2 separate regions of the Homo sapiens genome follow, and region 2 is linked to region 1. The links are chromatin loops, found by intact Hi-C in ENCODE. Cell type or tissue: chondrocyte. All regions are shown on one strand.

Region 1 (5,000 bases):
TAGCCACCTGGCTCCCAGCTAGTCGTCATCTAGGTGTGGCATCCTAGGTGCTTTAGAAACCCAGAGTCCAAGCTTCCGAGGGGTGCCCCAAACTGCCTCCAGGGAGAGGTGGGATCTTCCACGGACTGCCCATGCAGATCAAACAGGGGAGGGGATATTCTGGGGACCTCGGGGAGGGGAGGCCAGGCAGAAAAACTAGAGGGACATTCCCTTCCTCCTCTCTCCTGGCAAACAAAAAAGATCCCTTTCCAAGCACCAGATGGCAGGTAAGAGCCTGTCTCCCTCCTGTCTGGACATCCAGTCCTAAAAGGAACTCAGACTCTTAATCAGTCTCCCCCAGCCCAGGCCTGGGCAAAGGTTTACCTTTGGGGGAAGAAGGTGGGGAGAACAACAGCCACGCACCAGGGCGCTGAGAAGGAAGGAGCTCTCCCACCGGGCCTCAGATTTAATCAAAACACTGCCTTCCACCAGAAGACAGAACAAGTATTATTTTATGGGGGAAGGGAGGGCTTCACAGGAGTGTGAAGGGGGAGGAGGGGACCTAGTCTGGCTGTAATTAACTCGTCTGCTTCAAAGGGAGGAATCTAGGTGGCCTAATGCGTTAGGAAGGGGGCTGTCACAAAGTCCCCCCGTGTTCCTGGGACCTTATGGGGTAGGGGTGAGGTCAGGAAGGAAGCAGGTGAGGATAGGAGGGGTGGGGTCTCCTTCCAGCCGGGCCTGATAGGCTGACCCCCTCCCGCGCGCAGCGGGAGGAACTGACGGGTTCGATGAGGAGCGCTCTTGCAGGCAGCGCATTTCAACCGGAAAAGCACGCGTGGAGGTTCCCGGAGCAGCTCCGGTACCAGGCAGCCCGGATTTGGAAACCTAGAGCTGGGGGTGGGGCAGGGCAGGGCCGGGCAGGGCAGCCGCGAGAGATTTACATATACACGCTGGAGACAGCCGGTCCGGATCTGCCACCAAGAAAGCTGTGTAATATTGGGCGAGTCCCTTCCTTGCTCTGGACCTCAGTTTCCCACCTACAGCGTGAGCGGAGGGTGGAGGCTGGGATAAGGGGTGTCAGGAGTCAAAGCTCTTCGAAGTCCTAGACAGCTCTGACTCTGACTTTACTCCTTGGCAGCCAGAAGGACTGACTGGGTCCGTCTTCCTGGGGCAAGGCTGGGCCGGGCGCTCTCGCTCAGAGGGGACGTTCTGGAAGCAGCGGCGAAAGAGGTGGGGTCAGGAGGCCGCCGGTCCCAGGAAAAGGGCGCGGGAGGAGGCAGAAGCGGGAAGCAGCACGCCAGCCCCGACCCAGGGTCCTAGGCCGAAGCTGAAGTAGAGACTCAACACCAGAGCGGCGGGTGCCTCGGTTTCCCCGTGCGCACCGTGGCTCTGGAACCTCGGGAAGAGGCCAAGGGGCACCTTACCTTGTCCTTCTTGCCGGCCCCGCTCTCCTCCGCGGCTGAGGCGGCGCACTTGTTGAGCAGTTTCTTGCCTCCGCAGGCCGTCGGGCTCCAGGTGCGGCCGCCCGCGCAGGCGCCCCCCAGGGGGTCCCCGGCCCCACCGCCCGCGGCGCTCTCCACTTTGATGAGGCGGTGCTTGGGGGAGATGTAGCGCACCTCGGCCGGCGTGGCGGGCCGCCGCTCGCTGCTGCTGCGGTAGAGATGCGGAGAGCCGGAGGACGAGGACGAGGACGCGGCGGCCCCCGCGCCCGAGGAGGCGCAGCAACAGCCCGCGGCGCCCGACGCGGACGAGGCCGAGAAGGCGCGCTGGACCCCGCCTGGCTCCCCGCTGCCGCCGCAGTAGTCCAGGCGGCACATGGCGCGCAGTTTGCGCAGCGACGAGCCAGGCCCGTTGTAGGGGTCCTCGAAGTCTCGCTCCTTCTGCGCGCGGTAGGCGCGGATGAGGTCGCTGGTGCTGCCGCTGTCGTCGGGCAGCGAGCCCGAAGAGGCTGAGAAGCAGGAGGCGGTGGCCGGACCGCAGGACGCCGAGGCGGCGGAGGAGGCCTGCGGCACGGCCTGGGGGGGCTGCGAAGGCCGCTCGCCTCGGCGCCGCTGCTCGCGGTAGTCTGGCCGCGGCGGCTGCGGGGGGCTCTTGGTCTTGCTGTTGCCCAAGCTGAAGTACTTGTTTAGCCACTTGGCCATGGCGAGAGGCCGCCTAGGGCCGCGGCGCGGGAGCCCGGTCCGCCGCCGCGGCCATTCGGGGGGCAGCGCTGCGGCGCAGGTCCCTCGGCGCCCCGGCCCCGGCGGGGGGCGTCCGGGGCGCCCGCTCCCGACGCCAAGTTCAAGTTCTTGCCGCCGCCGCCTCCTGCCGGCAGCTCTCTGGCTCCGGCGGCTGCAACACCTCCCTCCGCCTAGCGCCGCCCAAGCTAGGAATCTCGCGCCCCTCGTGGGCGCGTCTCATGGGGTCCCGGCCCACGCCCGGGGGAGAGCGGAAGGTCCGAGCGCTCCACGCCGCGGACCCTTTGGCCGTACGCCCCTCGCCGTGGATCGCGCTCCTGCCCCGTCGGAGCCGCAGCCTCCGCCTTGGCCGGGATCCGCGGCTGCCGCGGGAACTTCTCGGCGTCCTCGGCTCCCTTCTTCCTTCCTGCGAGCGCTGGGGAGAGCTCGGCCCCGCAGCGGAGGAGAATGCGGCCGGGAGAGACAGCGAGCGACGGAGGAAGGCAGCCGGCGCCCGCCGGAGCCCGCGCGCCCGTGCCCGTCCCGGCGGCGCCTGTCGCTGCCACTGCCGCCGCCTCCCGAGCCGCCGCGTGTGTGACACTCAGGCCGCCAGAGCCCGCCCCGCGCCGCCGCCCCGCCCCCCCGGAGCCCGCTCGCGCGCCCCGCCCCCCGCCCGCTCCCGCAGACCCAGCACCGCCCATCCCCGCGAGCCTGGCCCCGGGCCGCGGCCCAAGCCCCGCCCCCCTCGCGCCCGGGGCCGGGGTGGGCGCACCTCTCCGCTCCTGCACACGCCACCTCCCGCGGCTGCCCTGGCGCCAGCACCAGGGTCTTGCCCCAGGGCGCTGGGGTCCCGCCGCGCAGCCGGCTCCACCTAGCTTGCAGCTCGCCGCCGCCTCGGGCGAGAGGTTGCCTGGCGGAGCCTGCTACGCGCAGAGGCCAAACCTTTCCGCAGTCCCCCGGGACCCCGCGCGTTGTTCACTCCAGGGATCCCCCTGTCGGGGTTGAGGAGGGAGAGTGGATTAACACGGAACCTGTCTAGTTTACAGCGTGGCCCGTGTGGAGGAAATGCAGTGCCTAGTGCCCTTAGGGACAGAGTGGCTGTCCCTCTTCCTTAAAGGGACAGACTCCGGTTCAGCCCCGTGCGCCAGGTCTTCGGAGGAATCTTTATGCTAATGAGTGTATTAGCAGTCCAGATGACGGATGTGGTCGGGATAGGCGGTGGGAGCCGGGCCCAGCACCAATCCGAGAGCAAGGCTAGGGGAGGTCGGAATGTTTGCTTACCTTTTCACCTCTGAGGAAGTCGAGGCTTTAGCCCTGTTCGCTGCCAGCCGGCGGGGAGCAAGTTGTGGGAACATTTAATGCCTTATGTTGTAGGAGCTGGCAAGGATCCATTTAATACAGGACCTCGGCCGGGTGCGGTGTCTCACGCCTGTAATCCCAGCACTTTGGGAGGCCGAGGCGGGTGGATCACGAGGTCAGGAGTTTAATACCAGCCTGGCCAAGATGGTGAAACCCCGTCTCTACTAAAAATACAAAAATTAGCCGGGTGTGGTGGCGGGTACCTGTAATCCCAGCAGCTACTCGGAAGGCTGAGGCAGAGAATTGCTTGAACCTGGGAGGCAGAGGTTGCAGTGAGCCGAGATCACACCACTTCACTCCAGCCTGGGCGACAGAGGGAGATTCCGTCTCAAAAAATAAATACAGGACCTCATTTTACAGATGGAGAAACTGAGGCCCAGAGGAAAGTCACACAGGTGGACTTGGATGCCAGTTCCTAAGTCGGGTGGCACCATAATTATGTCTTTTCCAAGAGTCTCTTCTTTGCGATTTCAGATCATCCTTTGATTATTAACCAAAATTGAGGAAACAGTCCCAGGGAGTGGCCTGATTTGGTCAGTGTAACTTTTCCTGGGATCTGCACCCAGGGGAGGTGGCATGCTCCCTGTTGAGAGGGAAATGCTGCCTAAAGATGAAGTAGCTGCCACTAGGGCCTGGTGCTGCTTTGAATTTGCCTGGGCAACCCTCAAAATGTGACTTAACTCTAAGATGTGGGCACCTGAGAGCTGAGAAATTCTCTAAGAATGTTGATTTACTAAAACAATAGCCCAAATCAATAATCTGCATTTGCTGTCTGTCTGTTATAGATGTGCTTTGGGGGAGTCTGTTTTTCCCATATCCTGTAGTAACAGTGGGAACTGTGAGGGCAGACAGCAAGGCCAGGGGCTCTTTTGATCACATCATAGTTCTGGCCACGCTGGAAGTAGAGGTCAAACTCAGATTTCAATCTGAGACATTTGGACAGGGAAGGCCTGAGAGCTGTTACTGCTTCCTCTCTGTAACCCACCCAGACTCATGCCTGAGGCCACAGCACAGAAGTGATAGAAGCAGGACTTGAACTCGGTCTTATCCTGAAGCTGACCTCTGTCTGCTCAGCCATACACAGTGGTAAAGTGAAATTGACTTCAAATTTGTTATTCCAGAATCAAGCTATTTGCCCTTTCCCTCCTTGGTCAGACAAAACTGTCATCCTCTGTGGCCAGTTGAATTTTCCAAACCCACTATGTGACGTCTCACAGTCGCAGATACTATCACCAGCTACAGAGCATCTTCATTGCCTGAGATCTATTTACTTAGCATTTCACAGGAAATAATCTAAGGGATGTGTGTGTGTGTGTGTGTGTGTGTGTGTGTGAGAGAGAGAGAGAGAGAGAGAGAGAGAGAGAGAGAGATGTGATGTGTCTGGGGCATGCAGAGAGGACCCAGAAGTTGACCTGGCTAGGATGTTTATTTTGAATATACCTAGACTTAAGTATCTCCGTTACCCTTTAAATTGTTCCTCTGTCGCATTGGCACTTAATTATCTTG
Region 2 (5,000 bases), 590 kb before region 1:
ACGGTGACTCACGCCTGTAATCCCAGCCCTTTGGGAGGCTGAGGTGGGCGGATCACAAGGTCAGGAGTTCGAGACCAGCCTGGTGAATGTGGCGAAACCCCGTCTCTACTAAAAATACAAAAAAATTAGCCAGGAGTGGTGGCAGGCACCTGTAGTCCCAGCTACTCAGGAAGCTGAGGCAGGAGAATCACTTGAACCTGGGAGGCAGAGGCTGTGTGAGCCGAGATTGTGCCACTGCACCCCAGTCTGGGCAACAGGGCGAGACTCCGTCTCAAAAACAAAAAAAAAAAGAAAGGCTTTTACATTGTATGTGAAATGGTGTAATATTATCTCTATGTACACGGATATTTTAAAGATGCATTTTTTTTCTTTTTTTTTTTTTTGAGATGGAGTTTCACTCTTGTTGCCCAGGCTGGAGTGCAATGGCTCAATCTCGGCTCACTGCACCTCCGCCTCCCAGGTTCAAGCGATTCTCCTGCCTCAGCCTCCCTAGTAGCTGGGATTACAGGTGTGTGCCACCATGCCCAGCTAATTTTGTATTTTTAGTAGAGATGGGGTTTCACCACGTTGGTCAGGCTGGTCTCAAACTCCTGACCTCAGATGATCCACCCACCTCGGCCTCCCAAAGTGCTGGGATTGCAGGCATGAGCCACCATGCCTGGCCAAAGATGCATGTTATAAACCCTAGAGCAGGGGTCAGCAAATATTTTCTATAAAGGGACAGACAGTAAATATTTTGGGCTTTGCAAACTGCAAGTGGTCTCTGTTGCATATTCATCACATATTTTTCTTCCTCCTTTTGTTTTTGTTTTGTTTTGTTTTTGCAACTCTTAAGAAATGTATAAACATTCTTAGCCCAAGGATTATATAAAAATAGGCCAAATTTAGCCATTGGGACATTGTTACAAACTGAATGTTTGTGTCTCCTCCACCTGGATTGATGTGTTGCAGCCCTAACCCCCAGTGTGATGGTATTAGGAGGTGGGACCTTTGGGAGGTAATTAGCTTTAAATGAGATCTTGAGGGTAGAGCACCCAGGATGGGATTGGTGGCTGTAAAAGAAGAGGAAGATGGAGTGGTGCCTCACACCTGTAATCCCAGCACTTTGGGAGGCTGAGGCAGGCAGATCATGAGGTCAGGAGTTTAAGACCAGCCTGACCAACATGGTGAAACTCCATCTCTGCTAAAAACCCAAAAATTAGCCAGGTGTGGTGGTGCACACCTGTAATCCCAGCTACTCAGGAGGCTGAGGCAAGAGAATCGCTTGAACCCAGCATGCGGAGGTTGCAGTGAGCCGAGATAGCACCACTGCACTCCAGCCTGGGCAACAGAGCAAGAATCTGCCTCAAAATAAATAAATAAATAAATAAATAAATAAATAAATAAATAAGAGAAAGAGACACTAGAGCTTCTCTCTCCGTCGTGTGAGGATACAGCAAGAAGGTGGCTGTCTACAAGGCAGAAAGGGGGCCCTCACCAGGAACTGAATCTGCTGGCGCCTTGATCTTGGATATTAGAGCCTCAAGAACTGTGAAAAATAAAGGTCTGTTGTTTAAGTCACTCACTCTGTGGTATTTTGTTATAGCAACCCAAGCCGACTAAGACAGTCATATTTGCCACCCCCTTCTCTAGATCAACCACCGAAAACACTAAAGAGGTATATCTAATAACCAATAGTGGAAATAAAATAAATACTAAAAAAATTCTAATAATCCAAAAGAATGCAGGAAAAAGGAATAAAAAAGGAATGGCACAAATAGAAAACAGTAACTGAATGGTAGATTTAAACCCAACAATGTTGATAATTACACTAAATGTAAATGCTCTAAAAGCTTCAATTAAAAGGCAGTGATTGTTAGACTGAATTAAAAAAAAGACCCAACTATATGCAGTGCATAGAAAACCTGTTTTAAATATAAAGACATAAATAGGTTGAGAGTAAAAAATATGGAAAAAGATATATCATATAAACGACAATCATAAGAAAACCGGAGTGACTATATTAATATTTGGTAAAGTGGATTTTAGGATAAGTTATACTGCAAGATATTAAGAAAGACAATTCTAATGATAAAAGGGTGAATTAATAAAGAAGAGATAATTCCCCTGAATGAACATGTTTCTAGTAACAAAGCTTCAAAACACATCTTAGCCCATTATCTGTTGCTATAACAGATCACCAGCACAGGCTGGGTGTATTAGCCCATTCTCACACTGGTATAAAGAAATACCTGAAACTTGGGTAATTTATAAATAAAAGAAATTTAATTGGCTCACAGTTCCATAGGCTCTACAGGAAGCATGGCTGGGGAGGCCTCAGAAAACTTACAGTCATTGTGGAAGGTGAAGGGAAAGCAGGCATATCTTACATGGTGGGAGCAAGAAGAAGAAAGTGAAGGGGGAGGTGCTATACACTTTCAAACAACCAGATCTCATGAGAGCTCTATCATGAGATAGCACTAGGGGAATAGTGCTAAACCATTAGAAACCACCACCATGATCCAATCACCTCCCACCAGGCCCCACCTCCAACACTGGGGATTACAATTCAACACGAGATTTGGGTAAGGACACAGAGCCAAACCATATCACTGGGTAACTCATAAAGACAGGGAATTAGTTGGCTCATGGTTCTGGAGTCCAGGAAATCAAAGAGCATGGCATTGGAATCTGGTGATTCCAGCCTGAAAAGGCAAGCCAGTGTATGAGACAAAGGGAGAGAGAAATTGGGCTGAACTAGTCTTTTTTAAAATCGGAAAACCACTACTCTGATAACTAACCCACTCCCACGATAATGGCATTAATTAATTCATGAAGGCAGAGCCCTTATGACCTAATTACTTCGTGTGTGTGTGTGTGCACGTGCGCGTATGTGTGTGTGTGACAGAGAGAATCTTACTCTGTTGCCCATCCTGGAGTGCAGTAGCAAGATCTCAGCTCACTGCAGCCTCAGCCTCACCAACTCAAGCATTCCTCCCACCCCAGCTTCCCATGTAGTTGGGAGCACAGGTGAATGCCATCACACCCAGCTAATTTTGTTTGTTTGTTTGTTTGTTTATATTGAGACGGAGTCTTGCTCTTTTGCCCAGGCTGGAGTGAAGTGGCACAATTTCGGTTCACTGCAACCTCGGCCCCCAGGTTCAAGCGATTCTCCCGCCTCAGCCTCCCAAGTAGCTGGGATACAGGCACCTGCCACCATGCCCAGTTATTTTTTTTTTGTATTTTTAGTAGAGACAGGGTTTCACCATGTTGGCCAGGCTGATCTGGAACTCCCAACCTCAGGTGATCCAACCGCCTCAGCCTCCCAAAGTGCCAAGATTACAGGCATGAGCCACTGCACCCAGCCTTGTTTATTTTTTGGTAGAGACAAGGTCTCACTATGTTGCCCAGGCTGGTCTCGAATTCCTGAGCAATTCTTTCACCTCAGCCTCCCAAAGTGCTAGAATTACAGGCGTGAACCACCATGCCCAGCCCCTAGTCACTTACTAAAGGCCCCACCTCTTAATACTATCACAATGGCAATTACATTTCAACATGACTTTTGGAGGGGACATTCAAACCATGGCAATATGTGAAGCCAACAAAACTGACAGAACCAGGCCGGGTGTGGCGGCTCACACCTGTAATCCCAGCACTTTGGGAGGCCAAGGCAGGCAGATCACTTGAGGTCAGGAGTTCAAGACCAGCCTGGCCAACATGGTGAAACCTCATCTCTACTAAAAATACAAAAAAATTAGCCAAGCATGGTGGCAGGTGCCTGTAATCCCAGCTACTCAGGAGGCTGAGGCAGGAGAATCGCTTGAACCCAGGAGACGGAGGTTGCAGTGAGCTGAGATCGCACCACTGCACTCCAGCCTGGGTGACAGAGTGAGACTCTGCCTCCAAAGAAACAAAAACAAAAAAACCTGATAGAACCTAAAAGGGCAATTCTAGAGACTCAGCAGTATCCACCCTATAGTATGCTTTTTCCATTTTCTGTGTTCCTCCTAGGAAGTTAGTTCCTGAAGCCAAGGATCGTAGATTTTAATTCTTATATCTTTTGAAATGTCTTGTACAATGTTAGAAGACAGCATGAGGATTTTAAAACATCTGAAAATTGTTCAGCGATAAATTTGACTGTGTATTAAGAATCCTTTTTAGGGGTGGGAAGGAGGACCAGCCGAACCCTCATGTGGGACAGAGTGCGTGTGTGGTGTGTCCCCAAGGGCAGGAATTTGGCGAAGGGAGGTGAATCAGAGTGGGTGGAGGGAGGGGAAGGGCGGGAGGAGAAAAAGGTGGGAAGAGGACCAGGTGGGAGGGTGGCAGCTCACTCAGGAACCCGCGGGGGCAGCGCAATGAGGCGGGTGACCCTGTTCCTGAACGGCAGCCCCAAGAACGGAAAGGTGGTTGCTGCATATGGAACTTCATGTGATTTGCTGTCTGTGGCCAGCAGTAAACTCGGCATAAAAGCCACCAGTGTGTATAATGGGAAAGGTGGACTGAATGATGATATTGTTTTGATCAGGGATGATGATGTTTTATTTGTGTGTGAGGGAGAGCCATTTATTGATCCTCAGACAGATTCTAAGCCTCCTGAAGGATTGCTAGGATTCCACACAGACTGGCTAACATTACATGTTGGAGGGCAGTACTTTACAACTACCTGGAGCACTTTAGTGAATAAAGAACCTGACATTATGCTGGCCCACATGTTTAAGGACAAAGGTGTCTGGGGAAATAAGCAAGATCATAGAGGAGCTTTCTTAATTGACCAAAGTCCTGAGTACTTTGAACCCATTTTGAACTACTTGCGTCATGGACAGCTCATTGTAAATGATGGCATTGATTTATTGGGTGTGTTAGAAGAAGCAAGATTTTTTGGTATTGACTCATTGATTGAACACCTAAAAGTGGCAATAAAGAATTCTCAACCACCAGAGGATCACTTACCAATATCCCGAAAGGAATTTGTCCGATGTTTGCTAGCAACTCCAACCAAGTCAGAAATGCGATGCCAGGGT

Evidence for each region. A loop is a pair of places that touch in the nucleus more often than their neighbours do. Peaks named below come from ENCODE experiments on the same cell type or tissue, not always from the same donor. Only the 100,000 strongest peaks of a DNase experiment are listed, where the experiment ranks them.
Region 2: a loop joins it to region 1, with 3 times the contacts of the local background. A loop is called at or near these places in 8 of 110 quality-filtered maps.

Annotation. Positions count from the first base shown.
Region 1 is chr9:38,066,526-38,071,525 of GRCh38, forward strand. It overlaps SHB (SH2 domain containing adaptor protein B), which reads right to left and starts at 2,702. Exons shown (of 6, transcript NM_003028.3): 1 at 1,404-2,702. The coding sequence starts at 2,120. LOC105376039 (a long non-coding RNA gene) reads right to left here. Exons shown (of 4, transcript XR_007061483.1): 4 at 4,902-5,000. RefSeq lists an enhancer at 1,139-1,942 and silencers at 1,833-1,882, 2,303-3,112. In chondrocyte, CTCF peaks have their summits at 269 (motif pointing right), 476, 2,349 and 2,549; DNase peaks (open chromatin) are centred at 3,049 and 3,303.
Region 2 is chr9:37,472,815-37,477,814 of GRCh38, forward strand. It overlaps the pseudogene KCTD9P3. Among named protein-coding and RNA genes, the nearest start is that of ZBTB5, 9.9 kb to the left of the region's middle. RefSeq lists an enhancer at 4,317-5,000. In chondrocyte, no CTCF peak of the experiment used is centred here; no DNase peak of the experiment used is centred here.